2 separate regions of the Homo sapiens genome follow, and region 2 is linked to region 1. A link is a contact called in ENCODE Hi-C or POLR2A ChIA-PET data. All regions are on one chromosome and are shown on one strand. Each heading gives the region's core, a stretch centred on a gene start or an enhancer-like site at or near the end of the contact. The rest is flanking DNA. Distances are from core to core; before and after follow the strand shown. Region 1 overlaps ERP44 (endoplasmic reticulum protein 44). Region 2 holds the start of TMEFF1 (transmembrane protein with EGF like and two follistatin like domains 1).

What was found. A loop is a pair of places that touch in the nucleus more often than their neighbours do. ChIA-PET counts read pairs that join two places held with the same protein, here RNA polymerase II (POLR2A). Pooled maps may share reads with other maps.
Region 2: a map of endothelial cell of umbilical vein shows a loop between it and region 1 (2.3-fold over the local background). The contact joins the promoter of TMEFF1 here to the enhancer-like site in region 1. A Hi-C loop is called at or near these places in 1 of 168 maps with a recorded cell type or tissue (endothelial cell of umbilical vein), 1 of 37 single-sample maps with no recorded cell type and 1 of 50 pooled maps. POLR2A ChIA-PET finds 5 or more read pairs at or near these places in 1 of 52 experiments (activated CD4-positive, alpha-beta T cell).

Annotation. Positions count from the first base shown.
Region 1 is chr9:100,027,583-100,032,326 of GRCh38, forward strand. The region is part of intron 4 of ERP44 (endoplasmic reticulum protein 44); the gene reads right to left. It overlaps LOC105376176 (a long non-coding RNA gene), which reads left to right. Exons shown (of 3, transcript XR_001746547.2): 3 at 1-4,744. Among named protein-coding and RNA genes, the nearest start is that of ERP44, 69 kb to the right of the region's middle. Within about 2 kb of position 3,174, at least 2 of the 41 ENCODE cell types and tissues checked have a DNase peak (open chromatin) inside an H3K27ac peak, as active enhancers do.
Region 2 is chr9:100,470,495-100,474,847 of GRCh38, forward strand. It overlaps TMEFF1 (transmembrane protein with EGF like and two follistatin like domains 1), which reads left to right and starts at 2,655. Exons shown (of 10, transcript NM_003692.5): 1 at 2,655-3,246. The coding sequence starts at 3,051. All of the region lies in intron 1 of MSANTD3-TMEFF1 (MSANTD3-TMEFF1 readthrough), which reads left to right. LOC124902237 (a long non-coding RNA gene) reads right to left here and starts at 2,396. Exons shown (of 3, transcript XR_007061702.1): 1 at 2,309-2,396; 2 at 1,883-2,013; 3 at 556-680. RefSeq lists silencers at 2,471-2,630, 2,911-2,970, 3,281-3,440.

The DNA.
Region 1 (4,744 bases), core at 1,924-4,423:
GATGTCAGAGGAATTATAAATCCCAGAAGGTTAACAGCTCACTGATTGGAAAATTAGCATATATTTTTGCTCCAATGGTCACTTACTTTTCCTTGATGGGTCCTGCCTGCCTGCCTCACTAATACCCAGCAGGGTTCCAAATGGGGAAATTGCCTCATACTCGTTTCAGCAACGTCTCTCCCTGCAATGGTTATCCATGGCAGAAAATACAAAGAGGCAGATCATTTCAACAGGAAAGTCTTATTGTTCTTCTGGTTCCAGGAGAAGGACCACTGCTGCCTATGTACTTCTTCCCATTCCCAAACTGCACCCCTCAAAACAAACAAAAAAACCCCAAAAAGACAAACATCCCCAAAAAACAAAACAAAATACCTCAACAGAAAACTAATAAGCAAAGCCTAGAAGTTCACTCAGAACTCAGGCTTAACTGCTCATCCAAATTCTGTTCTATGCACATAAAGTCTTCACTTCATATTTTCTTGTTCTTACTATGATATTTATATATAGTTCCTATAAAAAGCTTCTCAATTTCCAATAAGTAAGGTTCGAGTTGCACTGGAAGACAGGTAAGAGTAACTCAGGTATATGGGTGCATGTGCTACCTAATCAAGGACAATTACAAAGTACTTTCCTAAAAACACAAGTGTGGGTCTGTTCTGCACTGACCAGCAAGCATATGAATGCCTCTTGCTTAGTGCCATACAGCCTAAGGCCACTGGAGGTCAGCAGAGAACCTGGTCCCACCAGGGGCTGACTGATGGGACTTTCTAGATTCAAGGCAGCAAGCATGACCACCAAGGAGAATAATGAATTACGCTCCTGAATTCCCCAAATGATAAGACTGCAGAAGATAAGATGTGAAGCAAGTTGAAGCAAGGCCATGTTTTAATTGTGTGCATATGTACATGCATGTGTACATGTGTGTCTATGTGTGTTTCGAAATTTTGGAAAGCAGACAGTTACAAAGAAGAAAACAAGAACCACTTCCAACCACCACTGGAGAAAACCACTATTAACATTTTGGCTTATATTTTGGTAACTTTGAAGAAAAGTTGCTTAACTAGCAGAGATATATTTCAATTCAGAAAAAATAAACTCTGAGGTTAGTCAAATAGTAAAGTGATAGCATCAATACTTGCAGAATGGGTTTTAGCAGCTTGGAAGAAATTCCTAGAGAGAGTAGAGCATTACCAATACTCTTAATGGCATGGAGGCCAATACTGTGTAAAAAAACAAAAACAAAAACAAAAAACTCGACTCAGTTGAGAAATGATGCACAAGAGTCAGACTCTAGTTTCAGAATAACTTGAACAAATTTATTTTCCTTTTAAGGCACACACAATAATGACAGAATTTTTAAAATCTATTTCTGAGTCTAAAATAGTTTTCACAATAGGTATAAAAAAATTCTAAGTGTCCCTATCTCTCACCATAAACAAAAATCAACTCAAGATGGATTAAAGACATAAATCTAAGACCCGAAACTATAAAACCAGTAGAAGAAAACATAGGGGAAATGCTTTAGCACATTGGTCTGTGCAAAGATTTTTATGGATACTGCTTTAAATGCACAGGCAAAAAAAAAAGCAAAAATAGACAAATGGGATTTTATCAAACTAAAAAGCTTCTGTAGGGCAAGGGAAACACTCAACAGAGTGAAGAGGCAACCTGAGAATTAGTGGAAATATCTGTAAACTAATCATCTGATAAGGGATTAACATCCAGAATATACAAGCAACAACAACGACAACAAAATCCTATTTTAAAAAGGACATGGCATCTCAACAAACATTTCTCAAAAGACATACAAATGGCCAAAAAGCATGTGAAAAAAAATTGTCAGTTTCACTAATCATGTGGTTACATACAAATCGAAACCACAATGAGATATCATTTCACCCCAGTTAGAATGGCTATTAACAAAAATGTGAAAATAATTAATACTGCAGAGGATTTGGAGAAAGGGAAACATTCACATGTTGTTGATGAGACAGTAACGTAGCACAGCCACTATGGAAGACAAAATGGAGGTTCCTCAAAACCTAAAAATAGAACTACCACATGATCTAGCAATTCCATTACTGTGTATTTATCCAAAGAAAAGGAAATCAGTATAGCAAGGACATATCTGCACCACCGTGTTTACTGCAGCACTATTTACAATAGTCAAAATATGAAATCAACCTAAGTGGCCATCAACAGATGAATGGATAAAGAAAATGTGGGGCCGGGTGCGGTGGCTCATGCCTGTAATCCCAGCACTTTGGGAGACCGAGGCGGGCAGATCATGAGGTCAAGAGATTGAGACCATCCTGGCCAACATGGCGAAACCCCGTCTCTACTAAAAATACAAAAATTAGCCGGGCGTGGTGGTGCGCACCTGTAGTTCCAGCTACTCAGGAGGCTGAGGCGGGAGAATCACTTGAACCCAGAAGGCAGAGGTTGCAGTAAGCCGAGATCATGCCACTGCACTCCAGCCTGGCAACAGAGCGAGACTCAGTCTCAAAAACAAAGAAAAAAGAAAATGTGGTACATATACACAATAAAATACAACTCAGGGCTGCTCTGCCTATGGAGTAGCCATTCTTTTATTCCCTTACTTTCCTAATAAACTTGCTTTCACTTTACTCTATGGATTCACATCAAATTCTTTCTTGAGATCCAAGAATCTTCTCTAGGGGTCTGGATCAGGACTCCTTTCTGGTAATATCCTCCTGGTGAACCATGGAGGGACGATATTGAGGAAACCCCCAACCCAAAAGGAAACAGACTGCAGCACCAAATGGCCAACTCTGGGTAAGTAGTGGGGTATCCGGGTAAAGGATGGGATTGGGTTAGAGGCCCAACTGAGGGGAGTTAGAGTGTCTCCTAAAAAAGAGTGGGTTAAAGGCCCCTCTTAATAAAAGGCAAGGACATCTGGTGGAACTTGGGTTCAAGGCCCAGCTTAGGATGGTTAGAATACTTCCTAAAATTTAGGGAGTTAGAGGCCCCACTCAGTAAAGTTCCTCTCAGCTATGAATGGATTTGGCATTATGGGGAGTTAACCACTATTCTCTTTGGATTAATCTGCCTTGTACTCTTCGCTGACAGCTGTGGGTGACAGGATTAGGCATGTACAGGATCACTGGACATGGAGAGCCTTTTTTCTCCCCAAAAGGGGAAACTTGAAAGCTGGTGAGACTGTTGGAAAACCCCTTTGCAACTGACAAGTGACCGCCTGAACTTTTGATTGAGTGTCACTGCAATAAGTAGGTCTTTCTCTGGCCTCCCTGAGCACCTTGCCTTCCCCACCTTGCTGCAGGCAATGAATGCTTTTCTCCCTTTCCTATCCTCTGTGCCCTGAGACCACATGACAGCAGAGGTTGGATTAAAGATGACAGGGCCCATCTGAGGGCAAGTTTGAACCTTGCCAATTCCATATTGCATACTAAGCAGAGTGGCTACTGTAGCGAATCTGGTGTACTTTGTGCTGCAACTTTGTCTTTCTACATTGCTCTGTCATAAAGAAGAATACCTTTATGGACAGAACACGGGCTTAGGATCCCATAAGCCCAGGTTCAAGCCAGCCTGGAAAACTGGTTAATTACAGACTTTGCTGCAAGTACCTGAAAAAAAAAAATGCTGAAGTTTCCTTCTCATTTTGTTCTATGTCTTTGGGAGCTTGACCTTGTAAGAATGGGTCAGTACTTTCTGTTGGTCTCTGCCATCCAGGGAACAGGAGTTTTGGGGTCCATGTCATAGTTTGCTCAAAAAATTATCTTAAGCCATTAAAAGCCTTTGCAAGCTCAAAACTGACTGCTCTAGCCTCCTTCAGGGAAGAGCAATAGAAACTGTCCAATGCTGTAGCTTAGTAGCTAAGGCTTTGTCTTTTCACAATGGTGGCACAGGTTGAGGGTTCAATTCCTGGCTTAGGGAATAAGTCCTTTCTGGTTTGATATCTGTAAGACCTTTATCATTTGTTGACTCCCTCCCTCTCCACGAACCATCTTGAATTTTCCTTTCTCTGAGCACCTTGGAGGTTACCTTTGGTAAAGTTCAAAACCCAGAAATACTGGTCATTTGGCCTGGCTAAAGTCAGATAATAAGAAATTTAAAAGAACTGTTTTTTTTTAAGAGTGCTATGGTTAAAAGTTAGCTTAATTAAAAGCAGATATTCAAGCTCTAACAGCCTGGGATTCCCTGGGAAAAACAGAGGAGGCACGACAGACCCTGTTTTGGGAAAAACCTCTGTTTTCCTCATGAAACCCTAGAAATTAGAAATAGCTAAGATTCCTCTCAAAATCTAAGGTTCTGTTCTGTTTTGCATTATGTTATCTGACGTTTTTGACTTTGGAAGGTATCAGAAATTACTTTGAATTATGAGAGAACTACTTAAGAAATGTATTTTTGGGCATGCTTAATGGCAGTTATAGTTTAATACTTGACTCTGCACTTTTGGATTAGAGAAGCATGCTCTTGGCCCCCTAGAAGGTATGAAAATGTCCTCACACCCCACTGAGAGATAAGACTCCCATGGGAGATGGGCTGGCTCCCTCTTTTTTTTGGGATCCAGGATCTGGTATAAAAATGGGACCCTTAATTTGGGGGATCTATTTTGCATTCCAGCTATGCCCGCTTATTAGGCTGTAGAAACTGCACACTTCCCTGGCCCTGTTCCTCCAGGGCTCCACCCTGAAGCCAGTAATCCAATTAAAAAACTGGGAAGTAAAAAATCTTACAACTACTAGATCTTCTGTGTATTTAT
Region 2 (4,353 bases), core at 1,405-3,904, 440 kb after region 1:
AGTGGCATGATCATAGCTCACTTGTAACCTTGAACTCCTGGGTGCAAGTGATCCTCTCACCTCAGCCTCCTGAATATCTAAGACTACAGGTGCACACCACCACACTGGCTAATTAAATTTTTTTTTTTTTTTTTTTGTAGAGACAAGGTCTCACTATGTTGTTCAGTCTGGTCTCGAAGTCCTGGCTTCAAGCAATCCTCCTGCCTCGGCCTCAGAAAGTGCTGAGATTACAAATGTGAGCCACCCACTCCCTCCGATTTTTTGCTTTTTATTTAATGGTTGACTTCTCTTAGTATTTCTGCCTGGGCTATGGTGAGCAGTGAAATGAAAATTCAAGGCAGAATACTGGGGCTTGGAGAGCCAAGACACAGGTCAGGAATGAAGCATGGAAGAGGTCAACCTTAGCAGAGAAGCTGCTGAAGGTCTGAGAAAAAGCCTTAGCTGTGGCTTAGCAGTTAGGAACCTGAGATCCCACAATATTCAGAAAAGCCAGAAGTTCAATTTTAGTTCTAACATTTGGCATGCCACTAACAGTTTAGACGTGTGAGGCGAGTCTTAATAAAATGTTAAAAAATGTGAATTTATTTGTATAAAAAGTATAATGAAAGTACTATTTAAAATAGTTTTTTTTTTCTTTGAGACAGAGTCTTGTGATCATGCCTGGGTGACGAAGTGAGACCCTGTTAGAAAAAAAAAAAGATAAAAATTCAGATCACAGAGAAAAATATAAAGAACAGGTAATTATAGGTAATTATTACTCATAAGCTGGTCTTTCAGACATAACCACTGTTAATATATTGCTGTATAGTGTTCTTCACTTTTTTCTCCTAGGGATGTGTACACATTATATATATTCTAGAAAAATAGGGTTTTCCTATTACTCATCAGTATCCTGCTTTTTCCATGTCAGTAAACGCTAACCTAATTATCATCATTGTTAAAGCTGCATAATACTCCATTGTACTAAGAGGTACCGTACTTTAGTCCCCACTGATGGACATTTAAGTTATAAAGGCTGTGATGAACATCCTAATGTATACATTTTTGTGTGCTTATCCAGTTATCCTTTAGATAAATTCCAATAAATGGAATTGCTAAAGAGTAAACATATTTTAAAGGTTTTTTGATACATAGTCAAATTGCCCTCCTAAAATGTATAAATTAGTAGTGCTCAGTCTGCCAATTCTTTTAACTCTTGTTAATCATCCAAAGGGAAAATAATTGTGTGTGCGTGTGTGTGTGTGATGGAGTTTCGCTCTTGTTGCCCAAGCTGGAGTGAAATAGTGCAATCTCTGCTCACTGCAACCTCTACCTCCCGGGTTCAAGCGATTCTCCTGCCTCAGCCTCCTAAGTAGCTGGGATTATAGGCGTTACAGGTGCGCGCCACCATGCCTGGCTAATTTTTTCTATTTTTAGTAGAAACGGGGTTTCACCATGTTAGCCAGGTTGGTTTCGAACTCCTGCCCTCAGGTGATCCGCCCACCTCGGCCTCTAAAAGTGCTGGGATTACAGGTGTGAGCCACTGCCCCTGGCCAGAGTTTTGTGGTTTTAATCTTTTATTACTAGTGGGTTCAAATCTGTTTTCATGTATTTATTGTCTGTACTTTTTGTGAATAAGAGTCAAGCTTCCTATTTTTCTATTATGTTAACTTTTTCTTCTTGACATATAACTTTATATTAAGTATATTGTCTCATATTTGCACTGAAGACATTTTTCCTAATGTGGCTTTGCTTGCGGTGGCTTTTCACACATTTCTTAATTTTATGAATCAAATTGATCAGTTTTTCAATGAGACTTAAAATTCCTTCTGGGGTGGGATGCAATATAATAGAATGAAAAAGGCAGAGGACTTTCACACAATTCAGTCCATGATCTTAGTACCTATGTCTAGTTATCACCTAGCAGGATGTGGTAGGAAGAGCACTGGACTGGGAGTCAGATCACCTTGCCTCTCTGGGTCCCTACTTCCTCATCTGTAGAATGGAGATAAGAACGAAAACTCCCTCCGAGGCCTGTAAAAAAATAATTGAAGAGAATGCACATAAAGAGCTTTCACCAGGCCTTGTATATTAGAAAATCCTCTCTGAATCTCAGCTTTTGTTAGGGGGAGAGGGCAACACAGACTTTTGTAAAACTATTTTCACTCACTTGTATGTGAGTCTACGGGAATGAGGTGGGGATGAGGAACCTAGAAATCTAACCATTCACCCAACATCTCTGAGAACTGCATGGCTAGAGTCAGAACTTGGGCTCCCATCCTGGTCCTGCCCATTTCTTGGTATGCAACCTTGGACAAGTCACCTTTACCTCTTCCGTGACTCAGTTTCTTCCACCTAAAAACTATTATAGATATATGACAGACCACCTGCCCTCATTCCCAGCCCTGCTGCTGGGCGAAGGAAACGCTTCAAAAACAGCTCACAAAGGGCGGCAAACAAGTCTGCTACGGTGCAGCCTACCGCCGAGGGGTGGCCCCAACCCCGGCCCCCGCGCCCCTGCCCTGTCGCAGGAACAATAGCTCCCCTGGAGGCGGCGCCGGCCGCGGCCGGGGGCGGAGCTGTCGGCGCGGGAGCTGGGGGTGTGCGCGGGGCGGGGTCGCAGCCACCCCTCCCGCCGGCGGCTCCGTCACGCGCCCCTCACCGGGCGGGCCGGGGTCTTTGTGACGCGGTGGCAACGGCCACGGACACAAAGGGAAGGCGAGGAGGCGAGCAAGAGGCTGGGCCTGCCTCCGGCCCGCGACCCCCGCCCGCCGCGCGCGCGCCCGCCCGCTCCCCTCGCCGCGGTGTCCCCCACGCCGGCTCGCACCCTCGCGCGCACCCTTGCGCGCCCGCGACCCTCGCACGCGCCCGGACCCGCCGACTCCGTCCCGAGCGCCGCGGGCCCGGGCCTGGCGGACGCTGCGGGTGGGGCGGGGATGCTGACGGGCTGCTCCCCGGCTCAGCGGCGCGGCTGCTAGGAGGCACCGAGGCAGCGGCGGGGCTCTGGGCGCGCGGCTGGATGCCCCCGGCCTGCGGCTCCCTGCGCTTCCCGCCGTCCAGGGGCACCAGTCATGGGCGCCGCAGCCGCTGAGGCGCCGCTCCGGCTGCCTGCCGCGCCTCCGCTCGCCTTCTGCTGCTACACGTCGGTGCTTCTGCTCTTCGCCTTCTCTCTGCCCGGGAGCCGCGCGTCCAACCAGCCCCCGGGTGGTGGCGGCGGCAGCGGCGGGGACTGTCCCGGCGGCAAAGGCAAGAGCATCAACTGCTCAGGTAGGACCGGTCGGAGCCGGCCCTAGGTCTTCCCACCCCTCCGTTGCCGCCTCCCTCGTGGTCCCTGCGGTCGGCCGGGCTGGGAAAGACCCCGTCGTGGGGGTCCCAGGGGTGGGCCCGAGGGTGAGCGAGGGCGGAGGGCAGGGCGCGAGCGTGCGGTGTGGCTTTGGGACCGGCGCTGGGGATGGGAGTGGCCGTGGGTGCGTCCGAGTGTGTCGAGTGGCTGGGCGAGGGCGGCCCGGCGTGTGGGGAGGCGGTGGGGCCGGGGCCGGGGCCGGCGAGGCTGAGCGGCCGGCCGGGGCTCCCGGTGTGGTCGTGGGTGTGCTCGCGGGAGCGTGTGTTTGTGTTGTGAAGGCTGAGGGGAGGGAGGGCGGCCCCAGGCAGGGATCTGTGTGTGTGTGTGCAGAGTGCGGTGGGTGGGAGACGGCGAGGGGGCTGGGCGGGGTGAGGGCAGGGGAGTGACCATGTGCTGATGTGCTGGGGAGATTCTTCCTTAAGGCACTGGGGGTCTCGGGGGTGGGGGTCGTGTGGATAAAGGGAACGGGTTGTCTTGAGGACGCGGTTTGGCGATGCAGAGTGACTGTGTGTGTGCGCGCGCGCGCGCGTGTGTGTTCTTTGGGTTCTGAGATGGGATCTGGGGGCTTAGAGTGACCTCGGGTCTGTGGATATGAGCGGGGAAAGTCCCAGGGCCCAGGAAGTGACCCTGTGTTTTTGTGTGTTGTGTGTGAAGCCTGGGGCTCAGTTAGTCACCCTGGGGTATGCATTGAAGAGGAGGGATGGGTGCCCTATAGCGAACCCCATTTATGTCTTTTCAAAGGGGAGGAGGCTTGGGAGTCATCATCCTGTGTAGGGTTTGGATGTAGAAAGAGGAAATTAGGTCTCAGGGAATGCCCTTGTGTAGCAAGGTGTAACCCTGGGTTATTAAAGTGTGGAAAGAGAGAATTGGGTCCCAGGGAAGATGTCGTGCCTGTGTGTGTGTGTTTTGCGGGAGGGCCTGGATTCTGGCAGCAGCGGGGAGCAAGGGAGTGACCTCTCCCCTCTCTCCAAGGCCGCTTGCCCCCCCACAGCTGTTGGAAACAAAGAGCTTGCTGAGGCTTTAGTGGATAA